Regions from separate parts of the Mus musculus genome. Here region 1 is linked to region 2. A link is a loop called in an ENCODE intact Hi-C map of the cell type or tissue named here. Cell type or tissue: left cerebral cortex. All regions are shown on one strand. Links, peaks and the distances in the headings refer to the core of each region. The heading gives the core; the rest is flanking DNA. Region 1 overlaps Gsdme (gasdermin E). Region 2 overlaps Gm38806 (a long non-coding RNA gene).

Region 1 (5,380 bases), core at 208-5,207, 330 kb after region 2:
TCCTGTTTGGAAACCGGATGCAGGGAAAGCTTTAGGTGTAGCCAGGGTCTGCATCAAGCCTGCCCTTTCCTTCTAAGCCATGCAGTGTCTGCATCAAGCCTGCCCTTTCCTTCTAAGCCATGCAGTGTCTGCATCAAGCCTGCCCTTTCCTTCTAAGCCGTAGTTTCATTGCAGCTGCTGCAGCAGAGGATGGCTCATTTAAAGCTCTTTTGGTAGTATCCTGGTGAATCCTAGGGAAAGTGCTAGAATAGAAAGTGGTCCTCTTGGGCCCTATCAGTGGCTTTAACCTGTTTAGCTGCTTCCAGCCCTGCAGTCTCTGGTCTCCTGGAAAACTTCCCCTGCCTGTGTGATGGCAAGCAAACCCCAGGTTTCACCATAGAACCTCATTTGTAACTGAACAGCCTTTTCCAGACTCACTGGGCAGACTTACACCATCTCTCAGGCAGTTAGGGGAGGGCACAGCATGTCTGGCCTATGACAAGCATCAGGGTGAGAGCTTTCTCTGTGCTATGCTCAGAGTTCTGGGTAAACATCTCTAGAGATGAGGGATGCAGGAGAGGCACTCTGGAGGGTGAAGGGTGGAACTGTAGGTGTGATAGTGCTTGCCTGACATGACATGCGCTTCTCAGTCCTGTGCTTTCTATTGTCATCTTCCTGGAGTAGGGTGAGGGCCTCCTTTGGAACACAGGAAACTCAGATTTCTTAGAGGCAGGTGCACGACCACATTGGAAGGATCTGTTGCGGTTCTCTGGTGGGATTACTTACGGGGCTGCCTCTTCCCTCATGTCCTTTTGTCCTCTCTGGGTCACAGCCTCAGTGACATGTCATCTATAAGACATGAGCGCATGAGTGGTCACTATGCTCTGTGACTTAGCAGCTCCAAGGGGAGTTCTGTTTTACACTGGAAGATAGTTAATAAAAGCCTGCATGGCACTGATTTTCATTTCTTCTGGCAGGGTGGGGAGTTGGCAGGGCCCTCTCACGATACTGCCCCAGCTGTGTCCTGTCACTGACAAAGGGACTGGTGGCATGGTGGAACCCTTCATGTTCGTGCAGTGGCCTGACATGTGCTCCTAAATACTCTGTAATGGGCCAAATGAACAGAAAAAAAAACAGGCTCTTAGAGGTACACCCAGAGTATTTTGTGTGTCACCACACATGCCTATAAATTCCAATACTAGGGAGAAGCAGAATAATTGCATTCAAGGCTATTCTGGGTTTTGTAGCAAGAATATGCCCCAGAAACTCAGAAACAAAACATTCCAGCCTGGTTACCTAGAAGGGCTCTAACCACTCTATAAGAGAGTTTTGAGCCAATTATCCTTTCCCAGAATCCATGCCCTTCCTTCTGACCAGCAAATTCAATGTCACCGAACATGCTCTAGGGACTGGATTCCCATGAGACCCCACAGAGAACCAGCATTGCCTTCAAATGTGACCGCACTCTTGTTTTTAAGACAGTCTGTGTAGCTCTGGCTGACCTGGAATGCTCAGAGATTGTATTTCTGCCTCCCAAGTGCTAGAATTAAGGGGATGCTACACACCTGGCCTGAGCACACATTTACTTTTTCTAATTGGTGGTAGCAAGCTACTGAAATATAAACTAGGCATCACCTAGGTAGGGCTGGCTGCACTGCTCTTTCCTTGTAACACAAGGGCTCACTGCATAGCTCAGGCTGGTCCTTTTGCCTAACCTCTCAAATGATGAGATTACAAGCATGCATCACTGTGCCTGGCTTCTGCAAACTTGTTTTTGACAGTGAAAATGACCTGAATGCATGTCATCTACAGAAATGCCTGATAATGCCACAGTTTTCCTGGGGACTTGCTGCAAACTCCATGTTATTTCTTCGCTGTGCTGCTTGGTAAGGAACCTTCGGATGGGACAGTGGGGTGGAAAGGAATGGGGAGGAGGGATAGGTGCTGGCCAGCTGGTAAGAGCTCTAGTCTCTCAGCTTGAGACGGTGTAAGCAGGTGTCAGCACTAGCACATGGGTACTTGGGAGCTCTGAGGTCCAAAGCTCAAGGAACTGGCTAGCAAAGAAGCTTGGTCTACAGATTCCAGATTTTCCCAGTTTGGAGACAACTGGCATAGCTTGGCCCAGCCAGGCCCAGCAACCGTTGTTGATCACTGTAGTTGTGTGGAATGATTTGAAGGTGCTTTGTGTCACACTTGCCAGGAAGAACTCAGGCCTGCTTTGCCTGGAGGAGACATAGCTTTTCTCTTAAAATATCAGTATAGCTTGGTGCTCTCTGGAAACGGCACTACAAGAGCAAGTGATCAGTAATGAGTCTAGCCCCAGCGTGGACCTAAGTTCCCAAGTTAGAGAGAGGGCAATTAATTAGTAGAGGAACCAGCAACAGGCTATCCCATTACCCAGCTAGTCTCACACAACCTGTGTTTGGGGAAAGGCACACCTGGGTCACTTATTTTAAGGTCTGGTATAGGACCAGGGTCCACTACTATCCCATAGCACTAAGCTGGCCATGCACGGACCACCTAGACAGGACCTACATATGTTCTGTATGTCCTCTGGGAACACCAAACCATATAGGTTGTCTTGGATGTTGTTCTGTATGGAGGAGGTATCAGAAGCTAAGACCACTAGGTACTGATCACACAGCTGGCCAGATTCCATCCAAACTGACCACAGACTCTGTGTCCTCAGGGACAATCAACTATTTGGAGGCATGCCAGCCTATCTGAGAGCAGCTGAGGGTGATGGCTGCTAGTTTGATTATAGAAATGATGTAATTGTCCTAATTGTATGCAGTGATGAGCAAAACAGCTCTGGTCTCTCTCGCAGCACTGAGTGCTCAGCACTTCCAGTCTATTTCTTGAGTATTTAGGGAACAATTAAAGCTATTCAGGAAGTATATAAAGAAGAAACGTGTGCTAAGGGAATCAGGCCCTAATGAACTCACACTACAGTCAGTTCTGGTTCTGACCTTGGCTGCTGTTCCATAACCAGGCAGGAACCAGACTTGGAGTTCCAGAATGGACTGGCAGAGTCCTGCCTGCCTTTCCACTGGCTGCCTCCAGATGCACTAGCCTGTCTTTGGAGGCTGTTCAACAAAGACAAATCCTGTTTCTTTAAAAGATCTTCCTAGGTGCCCTTAGGCAATCCAGGTAAAGTCTACAAATTGGCTTGCTGTTCTCTTAAAAGAGCCAGGCTCCTGCAGGCATGGGGTATTAAATACTTCTTCAAGCAACTGACTTAAAAGAGGATGCCCAATCTACTTGCACTTCTGTTTGAAAGCCCGGGTAACTCTGAAGAGTCTTCCTGATGGGTTCTGGGTGAAGGGTCAGATTTGTTAACCATTTACTGTGAACTGGTAGAAAAATCAGTAGAAAAATCTAGAAAATATTCCAAGTCAGGAATTGCAGAGGCAAAGGTTCTTGGAGCTGGAAACACAATTAACAAATGATAGTACCTACACTTGAGTTCCTTCAAATATTCAAGAAACTCTAATATTGCTGTTTACATTAATAAGCAAAACAACCAGAGGATGGCAGTGGTAGTGTATGTGTGCCCACCACAGAGCAAAGGGAAAAACCTTATATTTTGCAGAACTCTTGAAATTAGAAGAAAAAAAATTGTCTAGAATTCTGAACAATGAGGGGGAGCACCTGTTGTATGTCCCCTGCCCTTCACCAAGCCTGGTACTACCCTGGGAAAAAGAACAGAAAATGGCAGCAGACCTCCTCCTCTTGTAAGCCAGTGACTGCAACTGCAATTGTAACATAGCTTTATGTCTGAAGAACTAGCTTGTGTAAACAGGACTCTAAAGGGAGTGGACACCTGACTTGGGCCTCCCATAATCAGCAGGACTCTTGCCTTGTCAGAAACCTTGGGTCTCGTGCCCACATTAGGTGGAAGGCAGCGCCATCAGAATTCTACCACTTCAGGCTCAGAAGTAGCATAGCCATATACATGGGAGCAGATCTCCTCACCTTACAACCTTGAGGCTGTGGGATGTAGCTGCACTCTAAAATTCCAGCCTCACTTGCACATATCTAACAGGAGCTCACCAATTCCCAGGCAGGTCTGACAATTCCAGGAATCTGGTGGTCAGGGACCCCACTGCCAGTGACACCTGTACCTACCCACAGAGGGAACGAGGGAGCTTTTCCTGTCTACAGTCTCAGCCGCACCCAGGCTTGTAGTTCAGATCACGTCTATGATCTTCAGGTCCATGGCAAATGATGCCATAGGTCTTAGCCTCCCCATTACTTACTCTTTGCATGACCTAGGTATGTTTCCACCTTGGTTTGCAGCCTCAGACCCCAGACATCAAAGGGCAAGCCTACATACTACTCATATTAACCTAGTAGCACAAAGAGAAATTCTCCCCTGTGCCCTGCTCCTCCAAGCATGGAAACCAGAACTACTGAGATAACCCAAGGAACTTGTCTTCCATAGTCCACAGACTGGGTTAGGGCTTTTGGTACTGAGTAAAACTTGTGCTTATCTCTTGGGTTCTGGGGAAGGTACTGTCTGGATATCACACCTCCATAAAAGTAGCTAAACCCCAGCAACTTTATCCCCATGGACTAGGGAAGTGCTCTTTCATGTTTCAATTCCTTAAATCCTATGGTTATCAGAAGTGTTCATCTGGCAAGACCTGGGGAATGGGTCTGGTTCTATCCTGTGGCTTAAGAATTGTGGGTATTGGTGCTACAGACCCTAGCATCTCCCACAACTCTTAGTGTGATCTACGCTTACCTGCACAGACCTAGGGATAACTGCACCTCATACTAATGATTCCATAGCAGCTGAATACACTCTTGGAAGCCTATGTTTACTGCAAAGCCCTACCTCAAGAAATTACTGTAGACAGGATAATTGATGTTCTCGTAGACCCTCATGATAGGAACCAAGTAAGGTACCCCACAGGGCTGCTCCTTTGAGCTCATGTGTAACTACAACCCGAGCATCTATCCAATTGACATTTGAACAAACAAAAATTCCTACAGAAAATGCCTCAAAATACTGGATGTTCCACAGATGTACAGGATATAGAGAACAAGCCAGCTCCAAAGAGAATAGCTATTCTCTAAAAATAATCTCTGAGAAGGAAGTTTGAAGAGTTCATAGTAATGATCCCAAGGAAATGGAATGAGATCCAAGAGAATATAAACAAAATTCTACAAAGAGGCAAGAAAAAGCAGTTCAGGATATAAGTGAGAAAATCAGAGTTAAAAATCTGAGTTTAAAAAGCCCAAAAGCTCACATTCTGGAGCTCACATATCAAGCCAAGGAAAGAACATCCACAAGCTCTGACATACGGCCACGAGCAGCCTGAGGACAGCAGAACTTAAGGGTAATGTGTCCAGTTACCCAAGGAAGACAGGGGGCTGCTTAGCTTCGTGAAGAAAT
Region 2 (5,380 bases), core at 176-5,175:
GTTACCTCACTCAGGATGATGCCCTCCAGGTCCATCCATTTGGCTAGGAATTTCATAAATTCATTCTTTTTAATAGCTGAGTAGTACTCCATTGTGTAAATGTACCACATTTTCTGTATCCATTCCTCTGTTGAGGGGCATCTGGGTTCTTTCCAGCTTCTGGCTATTATAAATAAGGCTGCTATGAACATAGTGGAGCATGTGTCCTTCTTACTGGTTGGGGCATCTTCTGGATATATGCCCAGAAGAGATATTGCTGGATCTTCCGGTAGTACTATGTCCAATTTTCTGAGGAACCGCCAGATTGATTTCCAGAGTGGTTGTACAAGCTTGCAATCAGGAAGGGGATTTTGAACCAAATTGCTTCATAGGTAGCAAGGTCCTCATACCTGTTCTAATCAATAGCAAACTCTTTCTCAAAACCAGCCTATGGCCCACTTCCCTTGGCTAGGACTCTCGGGCACTCTCTCCTAAGCAGCAGCCCATGGAGTTTTGGGGCCTTCTGAGTGACATAATCAACAAAAGCTTTCCTGGAGGTTCCAGCTACTGGTGGTGATTCCCGCTATCTGAAGGGAGAATCGGAAGAGTTGTATGACCGTGTATGATCTTGTATGACTGTGTATGATCTCGAATCCTGTTCAGCAAATCCTGGGTACTTATTCGGGACTTAACATTGAGCAAAGGCATAAATGCCCTGTTGTTTTGTTGTCAGCCATTGTGAGACTGTGGAAGTTGTGATTCTCTCTTTCCTCACAGTTGGTTCCCTGCCTTTGACTGAAAACCCTCCCTTTGTTTGTTTCCCAGTGGTGGTTAGAACTGTGGAAGTTTGGTTTTAGATGATGGCTCACCAGAATGTGTTCTCCCTCCTCTCAGAGTCTTCCAGGGCCACACCTTTACGTAACCAAGTGACTCGTGCCATCCTGATTCGGCCTGTGTGTGCTATATTTGCCTTATATCTTTCCATAGATTCTAAGCAAGCCAGTACACTGCATACTTCACACAGGTTATCTCACTTAGTCCTCCTAACAGCCCTACCAGTTAGGTATTGGTACTGTTTTACAGCTTGGAAATCAGAGCTTGAGAAGGTAAATAGTGGCCAGGTTTGTAGAGTATGGGCACAGAGGCTTAAGGCTGATGTTGGTGTCCATGGATTTTGGACCCATCTCCGATGAGTCATTCCCAGCTTCGTGGAGGACACATATCACTTGGGGAACACATAAGAGTAAAATCTGTGCCTACCTCTTGTCCACTGCCTCCTGCAGTGCCTATTTTGTCTAAGGCAAGTGACTAACTGGGTTCTCTCTGGTTACATAAGCCATCAACATCCATAACATATATTTTATAATAATTTATTTTTTATTCACTTTATATCCCAATCACAGCTCCCCTCCTCTCTTTTCAGTCTCACTCTTACAAATCCCTCCCCCCATTGCTTCTTACCCCTTTCCTCAGAGATGGGGAGCCCCCCTTGGGTACCACTCTACCCTGGGACATCCAGTCCCAGCAGGACTAGGCACATCCTCTCCCAATGAGGCCCAACGGGGCAGCCCAGGTAGGGGAAGGGGATCCAATGGCAGGGAACAGAGACGGAGACTCCCCCCACTGCACTTGTTAGGGGGCCCATATGAAGACCAAGCTGAACATTTGCTACGAATGTGTGGGATGGTCTAGGCCAAGCCCCTGCCTGCTCCCTGGCTAGTGACAGTCTCTGTGAGTCCACATGGTCCCAGGTTAGTTGACTCTGTAGGTCTTCTCCAGCAGCATATTTTTAAAGGTGTATTTTATTTTTTACATTATGTGTGTGAGTTGCACGGGAGCAGGGGGCTGCACATGGTTGCAGGTGTCTGTGGAATCCAGAGACATTCGGTCCTCCTTGGAAATCTATAAAGTATATTTAACCTTAGACCATTATCATAATGCATAAGGACCTGGGCACTCCAGAAGGAATAAACAAAGAAAGGTCAAGTGTTGGAGAGAGTAAGGTTAAAGAAAAAAGAGAATTTTGTGGGTTTGTCACCCGGAAGCTGGATATCTGAACACGTGATTCTGAGGGTGACAGTAACCTTTGGAAACTAGAGGCCAAATCCCCACCCTTCCGGTAACAGTAACAGTGCTTGGTTCTCTGTGGTCACACGGGGTGAAGACTGACAGACGTGTTTGACTTAATGCTCTACGATGTCTTTGCAAAGTAACTGATTAAAAAAAAAAACTAATAAAATGAAAATTGAAATCTCAAAACAAAACAAAAATCCCTTGGAAGTCATAGAAAGCCCCTGTGCTTGGCCTCCTAGTGAACACAAGAGGGCGCTAGGCTCACATGATTCACTGGCTGCCTATGAACACACTAGACACATTACTTAAAAGGCATTTCTTAAACGTTGCACGTGCTGAACCAACAGATTGCTTCACACTGTAATCTCCACCCCTTGTGTAGTAACTGTCATCTCAGTTAATTTTATGGGTCTCAAAGGCTTGCCCGTCCATAGAATGAGGAATTATATACCTAAAAACAAAACCCAGAAGTTTTGTCAGGTATGAGGATCTGAAAGAAGAGTTGCAAAAGCAACTTTTTTCTGGTGAAACCTCCCAACAGCTTAAGAGGAAGGGGCTTTGGCGAAGATTTCAAGTGTTATAATTCTGTAGGACACACGCTGTCTGAGCTGGACATCGCTAACCCTTCTAACTCCCCAGCTGGTTCCAGACTCACAAAGCTCACTCCCATGATTCCTCAGCTTCTCACGGGGGCGGGGCTGTCTGTGTCAATGTCAAGGAGCATTGGGGGGGGGGGGGGGTCTAACTAATAATTCTGTTTTTTTGTGGTACAATAAAGAAGAAAATCGGATAAATAAACACATGGTGGTAGCTACAGTTCTTATTTTAGGAAAGTTATTAGACAGAGGAGTGTTACATACCATTCAGATTTTACATCGTTATCTGGAGAAGGCATTAAAATGAAAAGGGTAGAGCTGGGGAACAATGGAAATTAGGGTTTTGCCATGAGTTTGAGACGGGGGTTGTTTGTAGGAGTGGACACTGGCAATGAAGGACAGACAGGCCTGATTTGTTACACAGGAAGGATCAGAGATGAAGATGCTGGGTTAGGACCCACTGGCAAGGAGAACTTTGACATGGATGTACTCACTAAGAATAGAACATTAGTACTCTTCTAGTTGCTATGACAGGACACCTGACAAAAGCATCTTAAGGAAGGTGGGGTTTACAGTTTGAGGGCACAGTATATTCCAGCAGCGGCGGGGTGGGGGGCCAGTTGCTTGCATGGTACCTGGAGTCAGGAAGCAGCGATGGATGGGGGCACTCACCTTGCTTTCCCCAACCCCTGGTAGAATGGCACACACATCTAGGGTGGGTCTTCCCTCCTTGGTCAACCCCATCCTCACGGAATCACAGACTCACCTAGGATCTTGTCTCTTCAGTGGCTCAAGATCGTGTCAACTTGACAGTGAGTGTTAACCATCAGATGAGGTCAGCATAGAGAAAGAAGGTTTGAGGGACAGCCTTACGGGCCTAGAAAGTCTCAAGAGGGACAGGTGTATCCGATACCACACCACTGTCTAGGGAAGACAGCAATCCTAGTGTTACATACTGCAGAGAGAAACATGACAAGCACCAGAAGTTGTAACCAGAGAAACCTCTGGCTACATTCAAGAGAGTATGCTCCAGCAGGAAAACCTAAGAGTGTTCCGGTGGATAGACTTGAACACCTTCTCGCAGCAGAAGCAGGATGCCAGGCTGGAAACTAAGTTGAAAGGATCAACATGACACTCACTGTTCCTTTTCTGTCACTGCTATAGCAAATCATCACGGGTCAGTGGCTTAAAGAAAAATAGGCCAGATGTGAGTTCTGTAGAAGCCCAACACAAGTCTCAATAAACTCCAATCAAGGTATCTGCAATATTTTAAAATAATGGCTACTAGCTATATTCTAGGACAGAGCCTCCAGATGCAACCTGGAGTTTGCAGGGAATACTGGGGTCAGAGGAACACAAGAAGTCATTCTTAAAGATGTAATGAGCAAAATGCAAACTATAGAAAGCTGTTCTAGACAAATGGCTCACTCCCTTAAAACACTGTGAGCAAAAGCAAAATGCAGACGAGTCACAGTTGGAAGACTTAGAACGGCATCAGCCAATTGCAATGTATTGATTTGGTCTGCATCTTAATTCAAACAAACGTAAAAATGTACAAGGCAATTCGGGAAATTGAAGCAGGGACTGAATACTTGATGGTATTAAGAATGTTTGATTGCCTTAGGTGTTACAATGAAATGATTACAGATTAAGCCACATGGTGTCAGGATTTTAGTAGAGTAAGCTAGGGGCAGAACCAGGGTTACATGGGAGAAGACAGGATGCAAGGCTGACCAAGCTGATAGTGTGGTCCCCAGGTGATGGAGATATTCGCTTTTCTGCTTCTTTAATCTTTATAAGTTTGTATAATTAAAAGACTATCATAAAACATGGCTCAGGCAGTATGCATACTCCTTTCTTTTCTTTTTTTTGAAATAACATCTTATGTTTTCCAGGTTGGCCATGAACTTCTGATATAGCTGAGAATGGTCGTGAACTGAATCATCTGGCCTCCACTCCCCCAGTGCTTGGACGACAACTCTGCACGACCCAGTTTGTCCATCCTTCCATCCTCCCTTCCTTCCTTCCTAAAAAATTTGGTTAAAATATGGAGGAAAGAAAGATGAAAGTATGTGTCCTTAAAATAATTTTAAAGTATCTAACCACATTAACAAGAAATGCAAATAAACATAGAAAAGAAGTGGAGAGATGTGATTGGTGTATTTTATTTTTTTTAATTTTTCTTTATAACTATTACCAAGTGTCGTTCATAGCACAGGAGCATTCTTCTAAATGCTTTAAAATATTGCTCAACAGATGGATAAGTGAAACCTGTTACACATACAATCAGATGTTATTCTGTTTCACAAAAGAAGAGTGTTTTATTTTCGTAACAAAAATCCCACAAGAGCAACTTAAGGAAAGGGTTACTTGAGTTAACCAGGACAGGAGATACAGTGCATCAAAACAAAGAAGAAATGGGAGAGGCAGCAGGAAGTGGCTGGTCATATGGTGTCCACAGCCAGGAAGCAGAAAGTGACTGGTCACATGGTGTCCATAGCTAGGAAGCAGGAAGTGGCTGGTCACATGGTGTCCACAGCTAGGAAGCAGGAAATGGCTGGTCACATGGTGTCCAAAGCCAGGAAACAGAGAGTGACTGTTCACATTGTGCCTAGTTCAGCATAGCCCTGGTAGGGGTAGAATGACATGGTTCCTGCCCCTGAGACGGGGCCAGCAGGATTCTCTGCCTAGTACATAGACAGTGTTTTGCTTTTCACTTGGACCCCAGCCTT

Evidence for each region. A loop is a pair of places that touch in the nucleus more often than their neighbours do. Peaks named below come from ENCODE experiments on the same cell type or tissue, not always from the same donor. Only the 100,000 strongest peaks of a DNase experiment are listed, where the experiment ranks them.
Region 1: it touches region 2 in a loop (2.7-fold over the local background); 2 of 42 quality-filtered maps call a loop at or near these places.

The regions. Positions count from the first base shown.
Region 1 is chr6:50,212,835-50,218,214 of GRCm38, reverse strand. Gsdme (gasdermin E) reads left to right here. Exons shown (of 10, transcript NM_018769.4): 9 at 1,792-1,865. Among named protein-coding and RNA genes, the nearest start is that of Gsdme, 46 kb to the left of the region's middle. In left cerebral cortex, for the core only: no CTCF peak of the experiment used is centred there; DNase peaks (open chromatin) are centred at 2,754 and 2,952.
Region 2 is chr6:50,542,543-50,547,922 of GRCm38, reverse strand. It overlaps Gm38806 (a long non-coding RNA gene), which reads right to left. Exons shown (of 3, transcript XR_869064.2): 3 at 4,945-5,187. Among named protein-coding and RNA genes, the nearest start is that of Gm38806, 4.5 kb to the right of the region's middle. In left cerebral cortex, for the core only: a CTCF peak has its summit at 2,289 (motif pointing right); DNase peaks (open chromatin) are centred at 1,188 and 2,316.